4 separate regions of the Homo sapiens genome follow, and all the other regions are linked to region 2. Evidence: chromatin loops called from intact Hi-C (ENCODE). Cell type or tissue: B cell. All regions are shown on one strand. Links, peaks and the distances in the headings refer to the core of each region. The heading gives the core; the rest is flanking DNA.

Region 1 (6,500 bases), core at 918-5,917, 50 kb after region 2:
TTGTAAACCTATTTAAAATTTTGGAGAGGTTAAAAACAGTTTTTTTTTTTTTTAGGAATTACTGGTCAAAACCTGGAATAAAAACAACGACCCAGAGGTGGTTTTAGGGGAGGGCCAATTACTAGGTGATTTTAAGGAATTAATGTGAAAATTATCACAGCTCCCCAGAGCTGCCAAACATGGGAGATGGTAAGTGAGAGAGTAGGAACTTGATTGCCAAGGATACAAACCCTGTCTTTTTCGGGGGCAGGAAAAAGGCAGTTAATGATACCTGCAGATGTTTAGGTATACATGGTATAACCAGGTGATAATGATGATGAAGATTGTCTGTTCTGAACTTTCAAAGAGAGTAAACAGGAAACATGAGGCAAACAGAACTACTAATCCCCTCCAGAAGGACCTGGGTACATATCAGAGCACCAGGTTGTGTGATCAGGAGAGTTAAGAAGGTAAAGGACCCCTTCTTTATGAAAACAATAAAATGCTCTGAAGCTCCTGAGAAGAGTGTAGGAAGTGATGTCTCCAGGAAGTTGTGGGTTGCACAGGCCCTGAGATTTCAAACATCTGAAGCATGAAGGAAAGTAGAAAGTTTCTTCTTAGAAGAAAAAAGAGAAACAGCATTGGATTCAGTGGTCAATGTCCAACGATTGATGTTTATAGTGAAACTACCTGTTTTCTACTCGAGTTTTAAGCCTTATTCTAGATTGTGTGCTATGCTGTTTACAAATGGACTTAAACATTCTCATTTATTAAAGATCTATAATTTCATAGAAAAATCATGTGTTCTGAATTGTGAATCAAAAGCTATGGCACCCGCTATCCTCACATGGAGAGATCCTGGATAGGTGGGCCAGATGACCATGGCCCATAGAATCAAACTTCAGTGAGTAAGAATTCATCAAATTGTAAAAATTAGTGAGTCCATAAGCTGCAAGTATAAACTTTAGCCCATCCTCAGATATAGGCATCCTCATGTTTACCTCCCTTTTAGGCCTTTGGGAATAGATCACCCTCCTATTCAAATAGATTGCTCATTATAAGTGGTGAAAATTTAAAGACCAAAATGTTTCGCTGTGAAGTGAGGTAAAGGGGAAAGAGTCCCTATTGGTATCTAAGATGCTATAATTGGAGGCAAGTGGCTAAGTTGAGGTGAGTGGCAAATGATGAGTCTGGAATAATGGCCCTTTAATTTTGGTCTTCATCAGAATCATTCAGAAGAATCGTTAAAAAATACAAATTTCCAGACACTACAAAAGTGGATATATGCAAAGAAGTACATAAAAAGATGCTCTAACATCATGCATCATTAGGGAATTGCAAATTAAAACAATGGTATATCACTACACATATGTTAGAGTGACTAATATCTTTTAAAAAACAAACCCAATAACACTAAATGATCGTGAGGATGCAGAGCAACAGAAACTCTTATTGATTGCTAGTGGGAATGCAAAATGGTACAGCCACTTTGGAAGACAGGCAGTTTCTTACAAAGCTAAACATAATCTTATCATACTATTCAGCAATCATACTCCTGGGTATTTACTCAATTGAGCTGAAAGCTTATGTTCACAAACCTGCACGCAGATGTTTATAGCAGCTTTACTTATAATTGTAAAACCTAGAAATAATAAAGATGTCCTTTAATAGATGGATGGATAACCAAACTGTGGTAGATCCATACAATGGAATATCATTTAGCAATAAAAAGAAATTAGCTATCAAACTACAAAAGAACATGGAGGAAGCTTAAATGCATACAGGTAAGTGAAAGATGCCAGTCTAAAAAGGCTACTTTCTCATTCCAACTGTATGACATTCTGGAAAGGACAAATCCGTATAGACAATAAAAAGATCAGTGGTTTGTCCAGGACTTGGGGTGGGAGAAAGCATGAATACATGAAGTACAGGGATGTTTTAGGGCAGTAAAACTATCTTGTATGATACTGTGACAATATATACATGATATTATGCATTTGTCAAAACCCATATGACTTTACAACATAAAGAATAAGCCTTAATGTATGCAAATTTAATAAATAATTTAGGAGGTCAGGGATCCCAGGAGAAAATGCAGACTGTGGCAAGAGAATCTAATTGTATTATAAATGTATAAAATGCCCTCACTCCCAGCACTTTGAGAGACCTAGGCAGGTGGATCACCTGAGGTCAGGACTTCAAGACCAGCCCGGCCAATGTGATGAAACCCGTGTCTACTAAAACTACAAAAATTAGCTGGGCGTGGTGGCAGCCACCTGCAATCCCAGCTACTTGGGAGGCTGAGGCAGGAGAATTGCTTGAACCCAGGTGGCGAAGGTTGCAGTGAGCTGAGACTGTGCCACTGCACTCCAGCCTGGGAGACAGAGTGAGACTCCATCTCAAAAAACAAATAATAATAATATTTTTATTATAATTATATATATAATATTTTTATTATAATTATATATATCATAATAATATTTCATTCCCTGAAGGGAGAAAAGGCACTGACATAGGTAACTTTGGAAATGAATGGGGTGTATAAGGCTAAAGGCACATTAAGTAGTGTATTTTATTTTAAAAAGTTGTTTCTCATGGAAGTATTAACAATTCTGATACTGCTATACATGTCTGCTGGAATTGAACAATTAATTTTTTGTAAAAGAATTTGCAGATGGTGGGAGCCAGGTTCCTTACTGTTTGAGTGGGAGATGATAGGTAAGTGAGAGAATGATCCATGTGGTAATGGAGTAGAGTTGATGACATCGGTAAGAACTCATGTTTAACTTAAAGTAGATACAGGTGTTTCCAAGCTGTATATTTACACACACAGCTTCTTATATGCACATGTATTTCTTTGCTCTGTGAGCTGACAAGGTGTAAAAGAAATGACATCCAGTAGTAAGGAGCACACCAAGCACTCAAATCTTGGTTTCTTATACTATTCTTCAATAAAAGGCGCCAGGGCTATTTGGAGAAATGGTTGATTCTAGGACTGGGGCAGTGACTACATGAAATGACTGTAGAGCATTTTGTAGTGCCAGAAGGTAAGTAAATACTCAACACACACACACACACACAGACACACACACACACACACACAGATGGGGTACGTCAAAAGTGTACATGAGCTAACTGAAAGAGCTCCCACTGGCCAAAGCTAGCATATTTTGAGAAACAACATAAATAAAGTCACTTTAGAGTATAACCCAAAGTATAAAATAAATATCTATGAGTCCATACTGACATAAAGAAATTATTGAATAAAGCAATAAATTATAGAGAGGAGATAAATCTCCTATGCAGGAAAACTCCAAATTATGTAGATTACATCCTAATGGAGGGGGAGCATAACTCCCCATTCCTTAGGTGTGGGCTGCATATAGTGACTTCCTTCCAATGAATACGTTATGAAAAGGGGAAATGAAAGAGTAACGTTACGACGTAGAAATCTGTCTAATACTACTGAAGCCAAATGCTCAAGGTCAACCACACCCATAAGTCATGTGACAACATGTACCCTTTATAGACTATGATGACAGTGGTTCTTTACCTCTGTGATCCTCCTTCCCCAAACTCATAACTCGAGACTAATACATCAGACAAATTCCAATATAGGGCAATTCTACAAAACACTTGAATATTACAGTACTCCTTAAAACTGTCAAGATCACCAAAAACAAGGGAAGTCTGAGAAATGGTCACAGCCAAGAGCAGCATAAGGAGACATATTAACTAAACACACAATATGGGATCCTGAATTGGATTCTAGAACAGAAAAAAGGCATTAGGTAAAATCTAAGGAAATTGAAGTAAACTATTGCCTTTTGTTAATAATAATATATTAATATCGGTTCCTTAATTGCAACAAAGGTACCATACTAATGTAAGATGTTAATAGGGGAAACTCTATGTGTGTGTGTGGATAACCTTCTGTATTATTGCCTTAATTTTCTGTAAGTCTAAAACTGTTCTAAAAAATAAAGTCTATTAATAAAAACACCAACTTTAAAAATACACATTTCCAGATCCACCACCCAGGTAATTCTGATGATATACATCAAAGCATGAAAACTACTTACCTAAAAAATGCTTCAAAAGCAGGAGAAGGGTTAAATTTCAGACCTGTTACTGGACCAATAATTTTTAAAAATCTATAAAGCAACCACAGCAAATATAACATATTGGTAAAATTTTCTGGAATTCTGTATTTATGATTTTTTTTTTGACATCTGTGTCCTCAGCTGAGTGGGTCAGGTGCAAGAAGCTGTCTGACACTGGAAGGCCAAGTAGACACTGGAAGGCAAAGCCCTGTGGAGAGGAGGTGAGGGAAACGTGTGGGTTCCAAATCTCCTGCGGTTGCCTATTTCTTCCTACAATTTAGGGGTTATACACAGCTAGTGGGATTATTTGTTACTGTATGAGATTTGTTTTAAAAACTGTCATGAACAGTATGTAATAATAAAAATACTCCTGACTTCCAGAAGTCAACAATTTTCATTTTTCTTCACTGGCTATTGATTATTGAATGACAAGATAATAAAAACAAAAGCTATTGGAAGAAATAATTGGCTAAGCATCCTCTCTTCCCTTGGATAAAAGCAACCTATACTTTATTCCTCTGAAGTTTAGTAATGGAAGACGATCATCTAAAACTCATTCTTTAAAAACAACAACAACAACAACAAAACAAGCAAATAGGTAAGCTGTGTTAAAACTGTAGGATAGATAAGCATGGGTCCTTAAGGATGGAAACATCTGACTTATGAATGCCTTATCCATACAAAGGTCAACCTATGCTTATCACCAAATCTAAAAGACAGATGTCCCCAAGACAGGGAGTTCTATCCTCTTGCAAACCACGTGGCCTGTGGCCAATAAGCCTCCACAGCAGTGATTCTCAAAGTGTAGTTCCAGGACTGGCTGCCTTAGCATCACCTGGAAACTTGTTAGAAATGCAAATGCTGGGGTCCCATCTCTACCTTAACCACTTCTGGAACTCTGGAGTGGGGTCCAAAATGTGTGGGATAACATCCCCTCCAGGTAATTCTGATGCACTAGAGAACCACCAATCTAACAGATGGGAGTGAAATCCTCTCTGTATCATGAATTCCCTTCTTTCATATACTCCAGACACTGTCACCAAAGTAACAAAGAGAGTTCTAGAGGATCAGGAAAGAAGGTTATTTTCTCTTTGCCTGGAAACAATTTTTTTCACTCAAAGAATGCTTTATAAATAGAGAATAGATAGGGATCTTAGTAAGGTCCACATAAGTTTCTCTTGTCCACAACATGACTGATAGAGAATCAGATAGGGATCTTAGAAAGGTCCACAGAAGTTTCTCTTATCCACAGCATGACTGAAGTACTCATACCGATCTGATCACCATTTAGAAGGTTTGGGATCTTAGAGTTGTGGCATGTCTGTTTGCCATATCAGTAACGCTATCCCTTCTACAGGTTTGTTTGCAACAAGGGAAGTTTTGTTATAGGTGACAAAAATTCAAAGGTAAAAGGAAATCACATTTCCTCAATTTTAAGATGAGTAGTTGTTAATAAGCTAATATCTCTGAAATAAAGATGCACCTTACAATTTGGTGTACTTTCAGTGTGCTGGGTTTCTCACCAAACCCTCTAAAATGACTTTTAGATGAAAAATGTGTCTTGCACTTGACATCTTAGAACTGAGGAAATGTAGTAGTCAGAACGTCATTGAGCAATGGGCTTGCTGTCTGATGCACATAGAAGCCAATGATATGGCACCAGTTTTTGAGGAAAGAAAAGATTTGTTGTGAGGTCCACCTATAAGAAGACAGGAGGATAACTCAAATCTGTCTCTCTAATCTGGGATTTGCAGCAAGTTTTATCACTTAAGGAGGGTAGATTGGTATGCAGAAGCACTGGCAGGGGAGGTTTTTATTATTGGAGGATCTTTAAGTAACTATTTATGGTAAGGCAAGGGGAAGGGTCTTATCAGTGAACATTCCTAGAAAACGAACTGCTCACTTTTGAAAGTGTTTAGGTGCTTGAGTTCCAGCCACATCCCAATCTTTTAGTTCTGCGGTAGGGACTTTGGTTCTAGGTGTTATTTGAGGTCGAAGTTTTCTTCTGTGCATGCTCTGGCTGTGTTAACTTGCCACTTCTTAACTCTGTGCCTGCAAAATAACTAGACATTCTGTTAGTAACAGAGTTTGGCCAGATAAGACTAGCCCAACAGTTGCAAGAACATGCTCTAGGAGGTAAAGGCAAAAGCCTCTGAATCATTTCCCCCTGTGAATCCGGTGAGGACAGTGAGGAAGCAATTTTACTTTCTCATCAAATTCTAAAGATGATACATTTAATATCTACCCTTCTTTAGTTAAAAGACTTCTGCTTTCAGGAAAGACAAAGTAATAAGGACTGTAGTTAACTCCTGTCTGAAGCAACTAGAAAACCAGACAAAATATGTGAAACAGCAGTTTTCAAAATGTTGAGACATCAGGCAACAAAGAAAAGTGATCACTGAGACATGGAAACAACAC
Region 2 (6,500 bases), core at 633-5,632:
TCAACAATGTTCTTTCTATTTTATTCACATAGCATTAACTAATAATCTTTCTATTTTATTCATGGTACCATTGACATCATCAACACTTTATTGAGTGTAACTGGATTTATTATAATTAATCACAATAAACTGCACATGTTTAAATTATATAATTTCATAAGCTTTGACATATGTACATACCCATGAACAAAAGATGGTGAACATACCAGTTTCTGAGTACATCAAGAAACCACTGATTGCTTTCTTTCTTTTTTTTTTTTGAGACGGAATCTCGCCCTGTTGCCCAGGCTGGAGTGCAGTGGTGTGATCTCGGCTCACTGCAACCTCAGCCTCCTGGGTTCAAGTGATTCTTCTGTCTCAGCCTCCTGAGTAGCTGGGACTACAGGAGCGTGCCACCATGCCTGGCTAATTTTTGTATTTTTGGTAGAGACAGGGTTTCACCATATTGGCCAGGCTGCTCTCGAACTCCTGACCTCGTGATCTGTCCACCTCGGCCTCCCAAAGTGCTGGGATTACAGGCGTGAGCCACCGCACCCAGCCTGATTTCTTTCTTTCTATCACTGTAGATTCATTTGTATTTCATAGAATTTTATGTAAATGTCTAGCTTTTCACTCTGCAAAGTCAATCAGAGTTATCTGTGTTGTTGCATGTCTCAATAATTTATTCTTTGTTTTGCAGAGTAGTATTCCCTTGTAGGAACATTCCACAGTATGAGACAAGGCCCTGCAGAGAAACTCTACATAGAAAGGGTCTCCATGGGGCTGGGCACTGTGGCTCACACCTGTAATCCCAGCACTTTGGGAGGCTGAGGTGGGCGGATCACAAGGTCAGGAGATGGAGACCATCCTGGCCAACATGGTGAAACCCCATCTCTAATAAAAACACAAAAATTAGCTGGGTGTGGTGGCACATGCCTGGAATCCCAGCTACTTGGGAGGCTGAGGCACGAGAGTCGCTTGAACCCAGGAGGTGGAGGTTGCAGTGAGCTGAGATTGCGCCACTGCATGCCAGCCTGGGTGACAGAGTGAGACTCCACTTAAAAAAAATTAAAAAAAAAAAAATAATAATAATAAAAAAAGAAAGAGTCTCCATGGAACACTTGATCCCTAATTGGCAGAAGAGGTCAAGGAAAAACACTAATGTGAAACAAGGGCAAAAGGTGCAAGAAAATTAAAAGGCAGTTAATAACTTCAGGAAAAATTAAAAAGCTCTAATATAAACGAAATGTGGCTGGGTGTGGCGGCTCATGCCTATATAATCCCAGCACTTTGAGAAGCTGAAGTGGGCAGATCGCTTGAGGCTAGGAGTTTGAGACCAGCCTTGGTAACGTAGCAAAACCCCATCTGTACGAAAAATATAAAAATTAGCTGGGCATGGTGGCCTGTGCTTGTAGTCCCAGCTATTGAGGGGAGAGCAGCTAAGGTGGGAGGATTGCTTGAGCCTGGGAGGTCAGGCTGCAGTGAGCTGTGATTGTGCCACTGCACTCCAGCCTGGGCAACAGAGCGAGACCCTGTCTCAAAAAAAAAAAAAAAGAAATGTAATTATAGTGAACACTAGCTCGGCAGTGAAAAATACTGCAAAGTCACATCATCAATGTGCTTTCAAAATCAAACTGTAGGCCTAAATATAGCTATAGAAGAATGTAAACAAGGAAGCAAATGTAATCAGAAGCTGAGCAGTAGGAGAGAGGAGGTGGGGTGAAAAGGGAAGGATGAGGAAGGTGGGGGTGTGCAAGGCTCTTGCTTACCTGGGTACCCGACAGGTGAGATGGCTGTAGCAGACACTGGCAGTTCCCTGCCCACACACCTGGCCCTGACCACGGCTGCACAAGGCAGCTCTGTGTGCAATTGCCAGCATCTGCTTTGGTGTTGCTCTTGGTGCTGGAGCTTACTTGCTGCCCATGTGACAGGAGCAGCTCTAAACCAGTGGTCGTGAGCTCTGTTTCGCACTGGCTCCCATTTCTACACTGGGTCTGGTGCAGGTGCCTATGGTGGCAGCTGGTGTGATGATTTGCCCTTTACTGATGGCCTTCTCCTCATCTTACTTTCCCATCCTGTCCTTGAATCATCCATTTCAGGATCTGCCTCTGAAAGAACCCAAACTAAGGCAGTCAATCCACCACAGACAGACAAGGAAATAGAAGCAGAGCGTTTTATTTAGAGATTATGGAGGAAAATACGAAAAGAAGCAACTAACAGAACTGCAGGTCATTACCTCTAGGGACCAAGACTAGAGGTGGGAAGGGGCGGAAGAGGAGACCATGCTTTTAAATATATGCATGGCATGTGCTACTTTAATATAATTAAAAACAATCACTTAAAGCAAATTGGAACAGTGTAACAAATGAAATCAAATGAAATCAAAAGGAGAGAGCACAAATATATCTGAGTAACTTGGTCTGTCCCCCAGCCCCCTTAATGTTGTTACCTGAATATGTCAATTGTTGTCAAAAGACAAGCATAAACTGAAATCGATTATTGTATGGATCTGAACCGATGGAAAATATTCTCTGTACAGCAATTTTAAAAGTATAATGGTAATCACTGTGTTAGGGATTAAGTATACTTCCCACCCTGTGTTTTTGCCATTGTATAGGAAAAATCATGCAGAATACATTGATAATCACTGTAGAAATGAGATGAGATTTATTAACTAAAACACTTAGCACTTCACCTGGCACTACTTTATGAAGAAGCACTTTGTATAGGGCACTATGTGTAGTTTATATATATAAAGAAACATTTGTGTATTGGGTTTGAATGTTACTTGTTGTTGTTGAATATTCTTCTGCTAGTCCACCCTGTCCCTGATGGAAGCTATGCCCCCGGATCAGAAACGCTTGATGCTCAAGCGGTCCTGGGAAACCACTATTGCAAGTAACTGTCAGTGCCCTCTACTTTCCACTAGATGGCAGACTTCCCCCAGCTCTGTGGACGGCAGATACCCAGGAGAGGAGGACAGAGCTTCAGATCTTTGCTTTCTCCCTTTCCCTTGACCTGGAAAATCACTGGGCTGCCTCTGAGGCCAGATTTAGATTTCCTGCACAAGCCATCATTACCTTGTTTAGAGGAGTGAAATTAGGGTCGACCTGTCCTGTCATTCCAGGACAGAAGGTGACAAATAAGGTCCTTTATGTGTAGCACTGAGGAGAAGGGCTTGTTCTTAATTTTTAAGATATTTTCCAAAAATAGAAAAATTCTGTTTTACAAGTCAAATAAGAAATGATTGAAAAACAAGTATCACTGTTCATATACAGAGTCGTAGGTAAATGTTCAGATACAAAAATTGTGACCATAGAGCATATTTTTGGATATTTGTTTTCATAGTGTGATGAATATTTTTGTTTGCTTAAAATTATTTCAGAAGTATAATCATAATTCAAGCTTGAAATACAAGAGTGGTAAAATGAGAGCAAAAATAAACAAGTAATAAAACGCACCACAAAATTTCTGACTCCATTCCCTTTTAGGGATTTCTTTTTTTACAAGAGTTATTTTTATTGATTTGTGTGACACACTGGCTGACACGTTTTAAAATAAATAAACTTTGGGTTTCAGATGAACACAGTTTGCATGCTGTCTCTCTGGAACAATACACATCAGAGGAAGAAGTTAATAGGAAAATCAGGCAACCCAAACTGTGTTTTTTAGGTTAATCAGGAATTTCCTTCAATTCTAGTAAACAGGTGGAAATAGAAATTTTGAGCTGAGAAAAGTAGGAATCAGGACGTGGAAGGGAAAAGCTGGGTTCTGCTGCGGTGATGTGGGTGACCCTTCATGATGAGCCAGCTGTCTATTCTCCCAGCTCTCTCCCGGCGGTAGGAACTGAGAAGAGGCGCCCCTCGCTGCAGGCCCTTTGATGCCTCTCCTCTCCCCTGTCCTTTCACCCCCGACTCTGTGAGTTGCTTTTAGATATCGTTCTTTACTTACCAATTGTCTCTTTCTCCCCTGCTTGTTAACGTATCATGAAAAAACTGTGACGTGATGACCCCCCATGAATGCCTCTGGAGGAAAAGTGCTAGAAAATTTAAAAAGAAAATTAAGGTGATAAAACTGGCCTCATTAATCTGTTAAACTCCTTCAACATTGCCAAAAACAGAGGTGAGCTTCTCAGCTCAGTTTCCCCAAAATTCACAGAAAAAATTACTGTGCTTGAAAAGAAAACACAGCGGGCCAGGCGCAGTGGCTCATGCCTATGACTCTAGCACTTTAGAAGGCCACGGTCAGAGAACTGCTTGAACCTAGGAGTTTGAGACCAGCCTGGGAACATAGTAAGACCTCATCTCTACAAAAAAAGGAGCAAAAATTAACCAGGTGTGGTGGTGCATGCCTGTAGTCCCAAGCTACAGGCTGGGAGGCAGAGGCAGGAGGATCACTTGAGCCCAGGAGGTAGAGGTTACAGTGAGCTGAGAGGGCATCACTGCACTGCAGCCTGGGCAACAGAGTGAGACCCCATCCCCTCCCCACAAAAAGAAAAGAAAAACACAGAGGATGTAAAATGGAGCTGAGATAGTGATATTCTGCCCAATATTTTAGGCAGTGCTGGGATTTTCTCACTAAATGATCAATATTGAAAACTAAAATATTTTATTAAAATGAGAAAAAATTATCAAAGTGAAGATTAAAATTATAAGGCTCATTCAAAGAGACGAGGGTGTACTTATATAATCTCCCAGTTTTAACTGCAAGATGTTTCATGACTTATGATGGGGTCATGTCACATCCTGATAAACCCATAGTAAGTCGAAAATAGCATAAGCCAAAAACGCATTTAATACCCCAATAAACCAATCATGAAGCTGAAAATCGTAAATCAAACCGTCACTAAGTTGGGGACTGTCTGTATTGTTTACTTTAATATTTTGGAAAGTTTTTTAGTGTGTGATACCAAAATCTACTTGACATTTAAGCACTGATTAACGCTAATGATTTTCACTGGGTCTTTTTTAAGCCCTAGCACAGCTGTTTGAAAACTTGGCTGAACATTAGAACCACCTGGGCGGGAGCTGGGGTTAGCTTTTAAAACTCTCAGGTCATATCCCAGACCAATTAAAGCAGAATCTCTGGGGTGGGACACAGGCACCAGTATTTTTAAAATTCCCCCAGGTGATTCCAACTGCTGCCAAGGTTGAGAACCACTGCAGTCTGGCTTCATTCTGACCACTGTCTACACATGATGTTAGTAATGGTTGGGATTGAAGGACTATAAATACAAGGACAGTGTTTCCCAGTGCCCTCCCAAGTGGAGGAGGCCAGGAGGGAGAGATGACGGGATTTGCTGACCAATTAGGTAGAGGTTTAAGAGAAGCTGTTAGGCCGAGGCGGACAGATCACTTGAGGTCAGGAGTCCAAGGCCAGCCTGGCCAATATGGTGACACCCCCATCTCTACTAAAAATACAAAAATCAGCCAGGTGTGGTGGTGGGTGTCTGTAATCCCAGCTACTCTGGAGGCTGAGGCAGGAGAATCACTTGAACCTGGGAGGCAGGTGTTGCAGTGAGCCGAGATAGTGCCGCTGCACTCCAGCCTGGGCAACAGAGCAAGACGATGTCTTAAAAAAAAAAAAAAAAAAGAAGAAGAAAAAAAAAGCTGTTGAGTCAAGGATGACTGTAATTGTTTGACCCAAGAAAGACAGAATGACGAAGTTGCTTTTGAGATGGGAAGGTAGCATGAATAACAAGGTGGGCAGAGTGGGAAATGGATAATTGGGTTTGGACACATGAACGTTAAGATGCTCATGAAATATCCAGGTTGAAAGTTCAAGTAGGAAGTTCTGGAATCCAGGGAGGGGTCCAGGCTAGTAGACACACACATTTGACAGTTATCGGCATTTAGATGGTGTTGAAAACCATGCGGTCAGATGATTCTCTAAGGAGTGAGGATAGATAAGGAGGGGATGAAGGCTGGCCCCTCTAGGAAACGGCCAGAGATGAGGAGGGAGCCGTGGAGGTGCTGAGAAGCAGAAGCCAGCAAAGTGGGAGGAAAACATGGGGAATGGGATGGGCCGGGGCCACATCAGGTAAGACGAGGACCCAGAACCGAACCTGCCTCACACTCCTCCTCGGAGGTCACCAGGGGAAGGAGAGGAGGAAAAGAAGCCGGTGGCAGGAAGGAGAGTCCTGCTCCACCACACTGGATTTTCTCCAGCAGCACTGATATTATCCAACGTGTGAGCACAAAGCCGGGTGCCTGATTGGCCCAGAGTGGAACCGGGTAAGTGCTGAGAGCAGAGGGGAGGGAGACTGAGAGTGCTTTGGAGGGACTCTGGTTAGAGCCATTGACTCCGAGTTAGGGGAAAGGAGGAGGTGGAGGCATAGAGAAGTGTAGTTAGTGGTCGATGGACAGGGCGGTCCCAAGGAATTCGAACAAAGGGCTGGGAATGATTGGCAAATAAATTGGAAGGGAAGCCTTGGGCCAGACAGATTTTGAATCATAAAGCTGACAGGAAACAGTTTGGGGTGATGACAATTTCTAGTGACCCAGATACCTTAAAGTCTTTAA
Region 3 (5,000 bases), core at 1-5,000, 190 kb after region 2:
GCTTTTTTGAGTTGAGGGTTGCTGGCCTATGAACTTGATCACAAGAGCCTTATTTATTTGGAAAAATGTATTCTAAATTCTAAGGACTAGACATGTTAGTGTACTACATTCTAAAATTTTTCTTAAATTGGGGCCTACCTATAGTGTATAGATATTAATGCAGTCATTATATTGTGTTAATAATTGGGACTACAAGCCTTAACCAGAGTCTTAGAATTTTATGAATTTTAATTTATAATTTTATTTTAAGGGTGCCACTAGAAACCTTGTGATTAACTTTAAGGGCTTTTTGGCTGTAATGACTGTAATTAGGATAATTATGCATACTTTCTTTAGCATTGTGTCAACATGATAGTGAGGGCATAAACAGCCAAGAAGCAGTTATAGGTATTCCCTGCTCATTTTGCATTCATCACACATTCATTGAATGTTTTGTACTTATCTCAAATAGTAGAGGATACCAATGGTGTAAGTTTAAGAATTACATGGTTCTTGTCCTCCAGAAACCATGGAGTCCAGCAGGAAGGAAATGACATACTGGTATTTGGCAGGCAGAGATGGAAGTTTGGTTTGAAGAAAACCTTTTGTGCTGATGTTACAGCTGCTGCAGTCACTAGCCACATTCATTGTGCAAAGGCTGGAGGATTCCACAGTCAGCATGGAAGGGACCAATTAGTCATGCGTGGGTTTCATCCTTGCCTCTATAAGAAGTAACATCTCAATAGTCATGGTGGTGTTTTGAATTTAAATAATCACACATTATTTCTTGGTATGTTTTTCAGATCGCCAAATATTGTGGTTTTGTGTCACATGTGCATTATTTGTTAAAACAGGATTATGGTGTGAATGATGGAGCTGTTTTTTTGGGGTGGCGGTGGAGGGTGTTATGTTTAGACTGTCACTCTTGCTAGGCATCCTTTGCCTGACTGTGTGTAAGGTGTGGCAATCTCAGTAGTCACATTGGCCCTCCCATTTCCCGTAGTCTTTGGAAATCTGACCGGCAGCATTGAGAAGTAAGTAAAAGGGGTGCCCTCTCAGATGTCCCTTCCTTTTAAGGAATGATGTGTATCAAATCACAAGATCGGTCGGGGAAGGAGCAGCGTGACACAGGTGTATCTTTTCTGTGGTTTGCGATGAGGCATAAGTGCATAAATTCCAACCAGGAAAGGAAGTGCAGGGAATTCTACTCTCAGGACATCCTTATGGTCCTGACAACTTCTTTGGCAATGTCAGCAGCCCTTGGCATTTTGTCATGCATTCTTCTCCAACTTGAAATTCAGGCTTAGTGCATGCAGTATGCCACAGTCAGGCTTGTGGCTACTCCAGGAGGGGAGCTGTGACTCATTCTTGAGTCACTTGGCCAGCTTTGGTTTCAATTAAGCAAATGAATGAAAACAATTAAAAACAGAAGTTGCCGACTAAGGCTAATAAAAGGGCAGCAGTAATTTTTGTCTACTGTCACTGTTGTTTCTCTAGATTGTCATATCTTTAAAAACTCGGTAAGACAAATCTGTTAGTGTTTGATTTTAGATTTCTTGTTTATAATCTAAAAATCAGACCCAGAATCTGATTTACCTTTTTGGTTCTAATCTAGTTATATTGTAATTCTAACACTATGCACAACTAATTTATATATTAAATATAGAATTTTTCATTGGCTAAATGCACTTTCCTCAAATTTGTAAGAGGTTTTCCACTATTCAAAAGTGTTACATGTTGCATTAAGTCATTGTTGATTATTCAAATTATTTTCAGATTTATTTTCCAAGTACTAAAAAAAATTGTGGGTGTATTTTCAGGATGTTTTATCTATCAATTCATATTTTTGAGCCCCTCCTCTCCCTTCTCAATTCACATTTTAAAAATTATTAGTTCATCAAATCTAGGAACTGTAATAATGTCCTACGTTTACTTTTCTCCCCAAATCATAAAATTTCAGTAAAGTTTCCAAAAGGGGCATAAATGTGTCCTCATCTCTCACACACTGAAAAGCAAAATTCTTCAACTGATGGGGTATTTTCACCTCTTTGATGTCTGTGTGCCTCTGTCATCGGTGTAGTTCAGAGCCTTATCTCCCTTCCATTAGACCATCACCTGATATACCATGGTTTCTTTCATCTCCTTGTCATTGTAATAGGAACACCTTTCCCTTTGCTGGTTAACTCCTATTTCTCTGCAAAATACAGCATAGGTAATGGCCTTGGTTGGCCTGTCTGTTTTTGGTGCCTCTCCTGTGTGCCTCCCTAGCACTTCCCCTTTGTCATGGTGCACACCACTGCACCCTATTGTCCCTTTGCCTCTGCCTACCTTGCTGTGAACTTATTCAGGTCACGGATGGTTTCTTACTCATTTCTGTAACTGCAATGAGTAAGTGAGTGAATGAAATGTTCATCCTCATTCTGATGGGGAAACTTATTTCTAATTTTAGGGACTGAGGACCAAATTTGTGTATTTGTCAGACCTGGCTTTTCATTTTCTCCAACCACTGAACATTTCAGTGCTCGTAACACTGTAGGAGAGAGTAGACCCTGTGGTCTCTGTGCAGTAGGTGCTGCTGCTCCTTTCTTCCTGGAGAATTATATATTTACTTCTTTGATATACCTTATCACTGTGAATTTTATTTGCTGACTGGCAGTGTAAACTCTGGCTTTCTAGAGGTTTATCTTAGGAAGAACTCAATATTTATTCACTTGAATGAAATCAAATAACATTTGGCTTAATTGCTTTAAAATGAAGGAATAATTAGAAGCAACTGCTTTGCTTTGGAGAACTGTAGGAAACTGTAATCTTACAGCTGTAATTGCCCCCAAATGGAGAAGACCTTAGGAATTTATGTTGAAAGTAGAACACTGCCAATTGTTCTCATTGGCAAATTGGCTGATATGAATGTTTGCCAACCGGAAACTTGCCCCATCAGTTCGCGTAATCTGTGGGAGGTGAATATATTTTATGAAGAAAAGTGATAGAGGGAAATTAGAGGCTATTGTTACTAGTGTGTGATGGGTTCATGTACTACCAACTCTTCTCCTCAAAGCTGCAGATAGCCTGGTCGTGCAAGAATTTGTTTCTTGTAGCACGTCTCCTCTCATTTGCCTCGCTGTGCCGCTATATTTTGTTTAGCATGTGCTTTTCTCTTAATAACAACACAGTGATTCACAAAATTCCCCAGAGTGTGTGTTCAGTCTGAAATTTTCTGAATGTGATATTTGAAAATGCTAAATACAGCATATAATTAAAATTTCAGTGGTTAAGTTTTCATCATAACTTATTTTTGGAACTAAGAGTTTCCTTTTCGAGACTTTTGATGTGTAAGAAGGGTACAGTTTTTAACAGAGCTACCTGTGTTTGTTAGAACTATACTTTTTTGGTTAGAACTATACTTTTCATAGGAGCCGTTCCTCCTGGAGACACATCTTTGTCTGAAATATTTAGGAATTCTTAAGTAATTGTTGCTAATACTCATCTTAGTTAAATGGCTTAAAAAACAATTCCACATATGAAGGATGCACACACACATACACATAGCCTGTTTTGTTCTGTTTCTGTTTTCACAGGAAGAAAAAGAGTGGCAAAATATATCTTCTGCTCTGTTCTAAGGGTTTTGGTCCAGATCACAAGTCTCAGGATTCTTAGCAGCAGAAGAGTTTATGATTCTAAGTAGAGGTGCATCTGTTTCTTGTTGTAATATTAATAGATGACATCCAGGAAAGTCTTGGGTTTTGCAATATTTTCATCTAGCCATTTCACAGAATAGAGAATTTATCCTTATTCTAAAGGATATAATTATTTAAAGAATAAACCATAGAGTTCTTATAATTCCAAGATAATAAGAATAGAAGGCACTTTTGAAATTTCCTTGAATAAATCCTAATTTCTTGGATTAGAATTAAACAGCTTTTTGAGTATGGTCACTGATAATGTCAGAAACTGTTTTGCATTCAACAAAGCTGGCCAGAGACCAGTGGTAGTGCTTTCATCTTTTGGTCTGATCACTATTGTGAGCCAAGCTCCTGCTAAGGGCCAAAGAAGAAACTGTAACTTCTGTACTCCTCTTATGACTGTGGAAACATTGCTTTACCTACAGATAGCATGCTTTTTAAAATCGCAATTTTCAAGTAATGAGATTTAATTTTTTTTTTTTTTTTTTTGAGAAGGGTCTCATTTTGTTGCCCTGGCTGGCATGGAGTGGTGCAATCATGGCTCACTGAAGCCTTGAATTCCTGGGCTCAAGCCATCCTCCCACCTCAGCCTCCTGAGGAGCTGGAACTACTGGGTGTGTGTCATCATACTCAGCTAATTTTTAAATTTTTTTGTAGAGATGGGGTCTCAGTGCATTCCCCAGGCTGGTCTCTTAACTCCTGGGCTCAAGTAATCCTACTGCCTTGGCCTCCCAAAGTGCTGGGGAGATTCAATTTTCATATGTCAATTAAATTTACAGAATTTGCAAATCCAATTGCAGGAAATGGGTAGATGAGCTTTAACTTTTTTTCTCCTTCTAATTGCTAACCTTGAAGTGAGCTAATTAATGTAGATGGACTCTGAGGACATTTATATTCAGAATTTGAAATGGTCAGATTTTCAAGAGCAATGAGTCTAAGATATCCTTTGCTTATAAAGGGTAGAGGAGGACCAAATAGTTTCTGGAGAAAGGTTATCTTTTGTACTGGAAAAAAAAAAACACAAAAAAACCACCACACCACCACCAACCAAATTAAACCTAAACCTCTGGCAAATATGAGTATTGTAAGCAAAACAAGACAATAAAATAACCACAAAACTGAATAATTTAGAAAGAAAATATTTACACTGTACTGTCATTTAGGCCTCGGAATAGTAAGAGGTTTTTAATATATTCACACACGTTTCATTATTTGGCATAAATTTCTTATACATAGGCATATTTATTGGGGAGATATATTCCTTAACATTGGGATATGTATTAGTTTCCTATTGCTGCTGTAACAAATTATGACAAATTTAGTGGCTGATAATAACCCAAA
Region 4 (5,000 bases), core at 1-5,000, 230 kb after region 2:
TTAGCATGCTTCAGTTGTGGTTTACAGGCAGTGATCCCTCTGTAAATGGACTGCACTTATCAACATGCTCTCATGGTTTACAATGATCTTGACAGCAGATTTAGTGGATTGAATATGGGTCTGATATGGTATGGCCTTCTCAAAGTCTAGACTTTATAAGGTGTAACATTTCACTTTGCACGTGGAAGAGAAACTTCTCATGTTCTCCCTGTTAAGAGTTGAAGGCCTAAAAACAATTTGCAAGTACTGTGTTGATGATTTAGTTATTAGCACATTTTCCAAAAGCATGTAGAGAAAATATCAAATTTGCATGCAGTGGTAAGGGGTGCATAAAGGTAACTTCCTCCTGACGTGTGGCTACAAAGTATACTATGGATATACTTTGCGGCTACACTGTACCACGTTTTCACTTCTCATATCCTGTTAATTTTCAGTAGGTTTCCTAAGTGTCGAAGCTTGTAGTCTATGTAGCAAATGTATTTCTATCCATGTGTAACTGTTTCAAATTATGGAAAATATCACACCTTGAGCCTTGAGCTTTACTTTGTAATGTGTTTAGTGCAGGATTGAGTTCCTTGAAAAGTGAAGAAGAAGAGATAATTTTAGTGAGCTACAAATGCCTGCTGATATATATTAAGTATGCTGAAAGTGTATGAATATAAAAAAAGGAATTTTATGGAGAAAGAATAGTTGAAAGACCTAAGGAGATTCTTGAAGGGGTCAGGTTTCAGGAAACTAAAGAGCCACCCAGCTAAGATACAGATCAAAGTAAGCCTTATGTTTATTGCTTATCTGTTCTGGGAAAAGCAGAGGCAGCCAAGTAAGACTTCTGATCTGCTTTCAAAACCTAATTCACCAGTTATTATTAGTTTGGCTTTAGGCATGTTACTTCATTCTCTAACCACACGTACCTCACCTAGAACAATACCCAGGCGGGAATGGGAACAATACCTATTTCATAAAATAATCCTGAAGATTAGATGAAGTAACACTGCAAAGGACTTCACTCAGCCTTGATACATCATTCTGCCTTAGAAAATTCCAATGAATTCATTCTCTTTCCTGTCCTACGGAGCTCACATGTGGCTGGCTCCTTGTTTCTTAAACCTTCCCTCAATGTGTAGTTAACTGTGCCATCATCTGTGCCTTTGTAGCCCTTCACAATGCATCCCATTATAGCACGTATCAAATTGTATTATTTATTCCTGCTTCTCTTTGCTAGTGGGCTGTAAGGTCGTTGAACATGAGGGACCACATCTTATTCAGCACCTTGCGCAGAACCTAATAAGTGCTCAAAAATGACATGCAGTGAATGAGATGATTGGATGGCCGCTTACCGCTGTTGGCTCAGCCCAGACATTTTTTTATTAATATATCTCTATGACTGTGCCCTTGACACTCTCTTCTATATTTCTAGATGCTTAGTAAAAGAAATAGATACTTTCATAATTTATTTTTAGGAAATAATAACTGCATTGTGAAAAAAGTCATCTAGGAAACTTTTCTGCCCCCACCCTTGTAGGTAGGACAACCATTTTTATTCTTTGTGCCCTCTCAGAACCACATACATACTTTCATCATCTTCATCATATACTTGAACCATTTATTGAACTCATTTGTTTGTTTTTCTAATGTATAGTAAGCTTTTGGAGAGAAGGCATTGCATCTAGTTCATCTCTACATCCTTAGTACTCAGAGGGTATTTGTTGACAAATGGACTGAGTGTATCCCTTTCTTAGACTGAGACATTATTATTTTTTTAGAATGAAGAACCTTCCCATTACTTAAAATACTTTGTTTTTAAATGGAACTACATTGCTTAGAATAGTTTAAAAGATGTTTTGTTTTTTATGTTCATGTATAGTATATAATCTGTTGCATGAATATTTTACTTACATATTTTATGGGATATGTGTTTTCAGTAGATATATTTTTATAGGAGATACATTTTTAAATACCTACAAAAATCCCAGTACTGTGAAGTATCTGTGTCATTAAGTGTAATAAAACATATTACAGTAACAGTAATCTGCTGAATGCTTCCTATTACCCTGCAGGGACCCTAGAGATTGAAAGCTTTATTTTGGAAAAGTCATCTTTATGGTAATAATGTAAATGGATGTATTAAGTAACAGAGCACTTATAAAGAGATCCTTGTCTAAAGGCTTGGTATGTAGGGCAGAAAACCATGCTTCACTCAGAAGGCCACTGGCTGTGGTGGAAACTTGCTGTTTCTTCATGGAGTTGATAACAAATATTTTTTCATGTTATTTTTTCTCACATTTATTTTTCAAAGTAAAAACATTTATTTTTCATATTTGTAGAATTCTTCTATTTATAAAAGTAATTTCTACTTATGAAGAGAGCAGAAATAAGAGGAACTCTCACTACCCAGAAATAACCATTGTTAAATTTGTTGTGTGTAATTCCCTACATGTATACATGCATTATATATATGTATTCACGTGATGATACTCGTTCCCCCATATTTTCCAAAATGAGGTCATAGAACAGGTGCTGAGTTTTGATCTGCTTCCTTTTTTTTTTAATTTAATAATGACATTCTTTGCCCAAAGGAGTAATAAAACCTATTTTTATCTAAAATCTCTGGAGAACAAAACATTTTACCTAATAGTTTTCAAGTTAGGTAAGGGTTTTCATACTCATATTTTAAACTTTTTAGCTTTTCATAAAAAATCTTTTAAGATGTGGCACACTCTAGTGGTTATGAGACTTTGGGTTTTATTGAACAGTGTAGGGAAAAGAGCAAGAGGGGATTTTAGAAAGTAAGGTACAGCAATAAAATTTCATAAAATATGTCTTAATGTGTACTATCCCTTTCATTTCATAAAGGAGAGGACCGATTCTAGCACCATACATGAAGGAAGAGTATAATCTCAGAATGCCAGGCTGCCATTCAGGAAGTACCAGCATGCTGTCTCAGATAAGCGGTTCTGAGGAACTGCAGTCTATGGTTTATGCACTTACTGAGTTACCGTGGTGTCATGGGCAGGGTGAATGCACCTGAGGTGGTGCAGGACGCCAAATAGTGTAACTAGAAGTCCCAGAGGAGGCTAAAGCCTTCTTGACTAAACTGCGACCCTGGTGCTGTGTGGGTAGCTCCTTTCCTGCCTCACTTCCTCCTTTTCCTTCCCTCGTGGCATTCTCAGCTTTCCATATGCCCTTTCTGGGTCCTGGTTGCTCCTGTTCCCTCCCCTGTTGCTCCTGATACTCACCTCTTCTTGTCTTTTCTCTCTTTCTCCCTCTACTTTTTCAATTCTCATGGTTTTCTCTGTAGAGAAAAGCTGATCTTTTAAGACACAGTGGTCTTTTTGTATGAAGTATGTAAATGCCTTTGACTACTACATACATATGCCTACATATGAAAGTAGTAGTAGGCATATGTATGTAGTAGTCAAAGGCATTTATTAATTTAGTTGTTCAATATATATTTACTGCTGTGTCTCTAGGCAACAGAGATGCAAGGCCAAGCCAAACCTCCTCCCTTGGGAATTCTCAGGACAGTGGCAGTTACTTTGGGTCTTTAGCACTTATGGCAGGTGTCAGTGCTGCTCCGGCTCCTTGTGTTGCCATCTGGGTACTGTTTAAACCTTATTGTGGACTGTGGATTTCTTTGGGTGAAAGTCTGTTTTTCTCACCCTTCTATCTGTTGAGTGCTGTGCAGTGTCTTGTACAGAATAGATTTATTTTCCTGTCTATTTCTGGAGAGGGGCTTTTTTTGAAGATCTGATCAATGATTGGAGTCAAACTCTTTAGTCCCACATGTGATCCATTGTAAACTAACTGGCAAATGTTTCATATTTCCCCTCTAATACATAACAAAAACAGTTTAAGTCTGAAAAGTGGTATAAATGGAACGGAACATGACATTCCTGTAGCCATTTTTTTAATACAGATTATATCCCTGATTAATAACAAAATTGCCAGTCTTTTTAAATATAAAATTACAACAACCATATAGAATCACACACCTCCAACCTCTGCTGATCTTGATCTTAGTACATGAGGCTTGGGTTGCGATTAGATTTATTGTGGCAGGAGGTTTTGTGTTTGAGGAACTAAAGGACTTTCTAGTAAACATAGATGCAGGAGAGCAAATTTGTGAGTAAATACCTTAAAGTCTTTATATAAGTTTTTTGTAGTTAAAGTCACTAACACAGAACAATAATAACAGTACAATAAATACAGAGAATGTACGTGGCATTTTAGATATCAAGTTGGTAATAATGGCTGCTGTGCGATTAATTTGATGAAAGAGGACAGTGATGATCCTGATTGGAAGATTGATAGCTCTTGGGTGGGGTGGGGATGGGGAGAGGCACTCCACTTGCTTTTCTTAAGGACTTGCTCAAAGTAAGTCTGTGTCTCTAAGTGGAGAGCTTTATCAATTGATTTCTTTTTAACATTTGATATATGTCCAGTATGTTCTGCCAAATGCAGGTTGCCAACCAGTAAGTTACAGAAATGGCTCCATGGTTCTGCAGTGCTCTGGCTGCCTAAATTGAACATTATGTATCTGTGTTGTTCTGATGGAATTAGAATCCTGCAGGTGCTTGTGGCCATGGGAGAAAGTGTGTGGCAGCACCTCTGGCACGGAGAGTTACTTCCTGCAAGAAGTCCAAGCTGAAAATGGATCCCCGCTGGGCCACATTTCTGGTGCCACTTCATTGAGCACTTTCTGTGTAGCAGCAGTTTCCTGGTGTTACTGCTGAATTGTTTCAGGGGTAATTTCCTGTGAGTTCAGTATGCATAGTAACAATAAAGAATTTTCATATTGCTATGTGATTAATGTTTATTAAGTATAAAATTTCACAGTTGTGTAAAAATATGCAAAATTTATAACTAATTCATTTTTGAGCAAGGACACATGATTGGGGTGGGATTACTATTTAATAAAAATGCTACTCTATTATTTATTGTAAGTCTTTTACAAGTGTACAGAAATCAGTGACGTGGCCAATAATACCAGTTTTTCTTTC

What was found. A loop is a pair of places that touch in the nucleus more often than their neighbours do. Peaks named below come from ENCODE experiments on the same cell type or tissue, not always from the same donor. Only the 100,000 strongest peaks of a DNase experiment are listed, where the experiment ranks them.
Region 1: a loop joins it to region 2, with 2.7 times the contacts of the local background. A loop is called at or near these places in 5 of 110 quality-filtered maps.
Region 3: a loop joins it to region 2, with 2.8 times the contacts of the local background. A loop is called at or near these places in 7 of 110 quality-filtered maps.
Region 4: it touches region 2 in a loop (3-fold over the local background); 14 of 110 quality-filtered maps call a loop at or near these places.

What each region holds. Positions count from the first base shown.
Region 1 is chr1:108,072,183-108,078,682 of GRCh38, reverse strand. LINC02785 (long intergenic non-protein coding RNA 2785) reads right to left here. Exons shown (of 4, transcript XR_001738173.3): 3 at 5,986-6,500; 4 at 3,292-4,290. Among named protein-coding and RNA genes, the nearest start is that of LINC02785, 11 kb to the right of the region's middle. In B cell, for the core only: no CTCF peak of the experiment used is centred there; a DNase peak (open chromatin) is centred at 3,462; H3K27ac peaks cover 2,413 bases.
Region 2 is chr1:108,122,127-108,128,626 of GRCh38, reverse strand. No RefSeq gene overlaps it. Among named protein-coding and RNA genes, the nearest start is that of LINC02785, 61 kb to the right of the region's middle. RefSeq lists a silencer at 2,758-2,897 and an enhancer at 6,401-6,500. In B cell, for the core only: CTCF peaks have their summits at 2,705 and 2,904 (motif pointing right); a DNase peak (open chromatin) is centred at 2,916.
Region 3 is chr1:107,932,963-107,937,962 of GRCh38, reverse strand. All of the region lies in intron 1 of VAV3 (vav guanine nucleotide exchange factor 3), which reads left to right. Among named protein-coding and RNA genes, the nearest start is that of VAV3-AS1, 29 kb to the left of the region's middle. RefSeq lists an enhancer at 1,151-1,687. In B cell, for the core only: no CTCF peak of the experiment used is centred there; DNase peaks (open chromatin) are centred at 1,342 and 2,282; H3K4me3 peaks cover 1,358 bases; H3K27ac peaks cover 3,093 bases.
Region 4 is chr1:107,895,651-107,900,650 of GRCh38, reverse strand. All of the region lies in intron 1 of VAV3 (vav guanine nucleotide exchange factor 3), which reads left to right. MIR7852 (microRNA 7852) reads right to left here and starts at 3,428; the gene lies at 3,347-3,428. In B cell, for the core only: no CTCF peak of the experiment used is centred there; DNase peaks (open chromatin) are centred at 370, 2,500, 3,050, 4,610 and 1 weaker place; H3K4me3 peaks cover 2,423 bases; H3K27ac peaks cover 5,000 bases.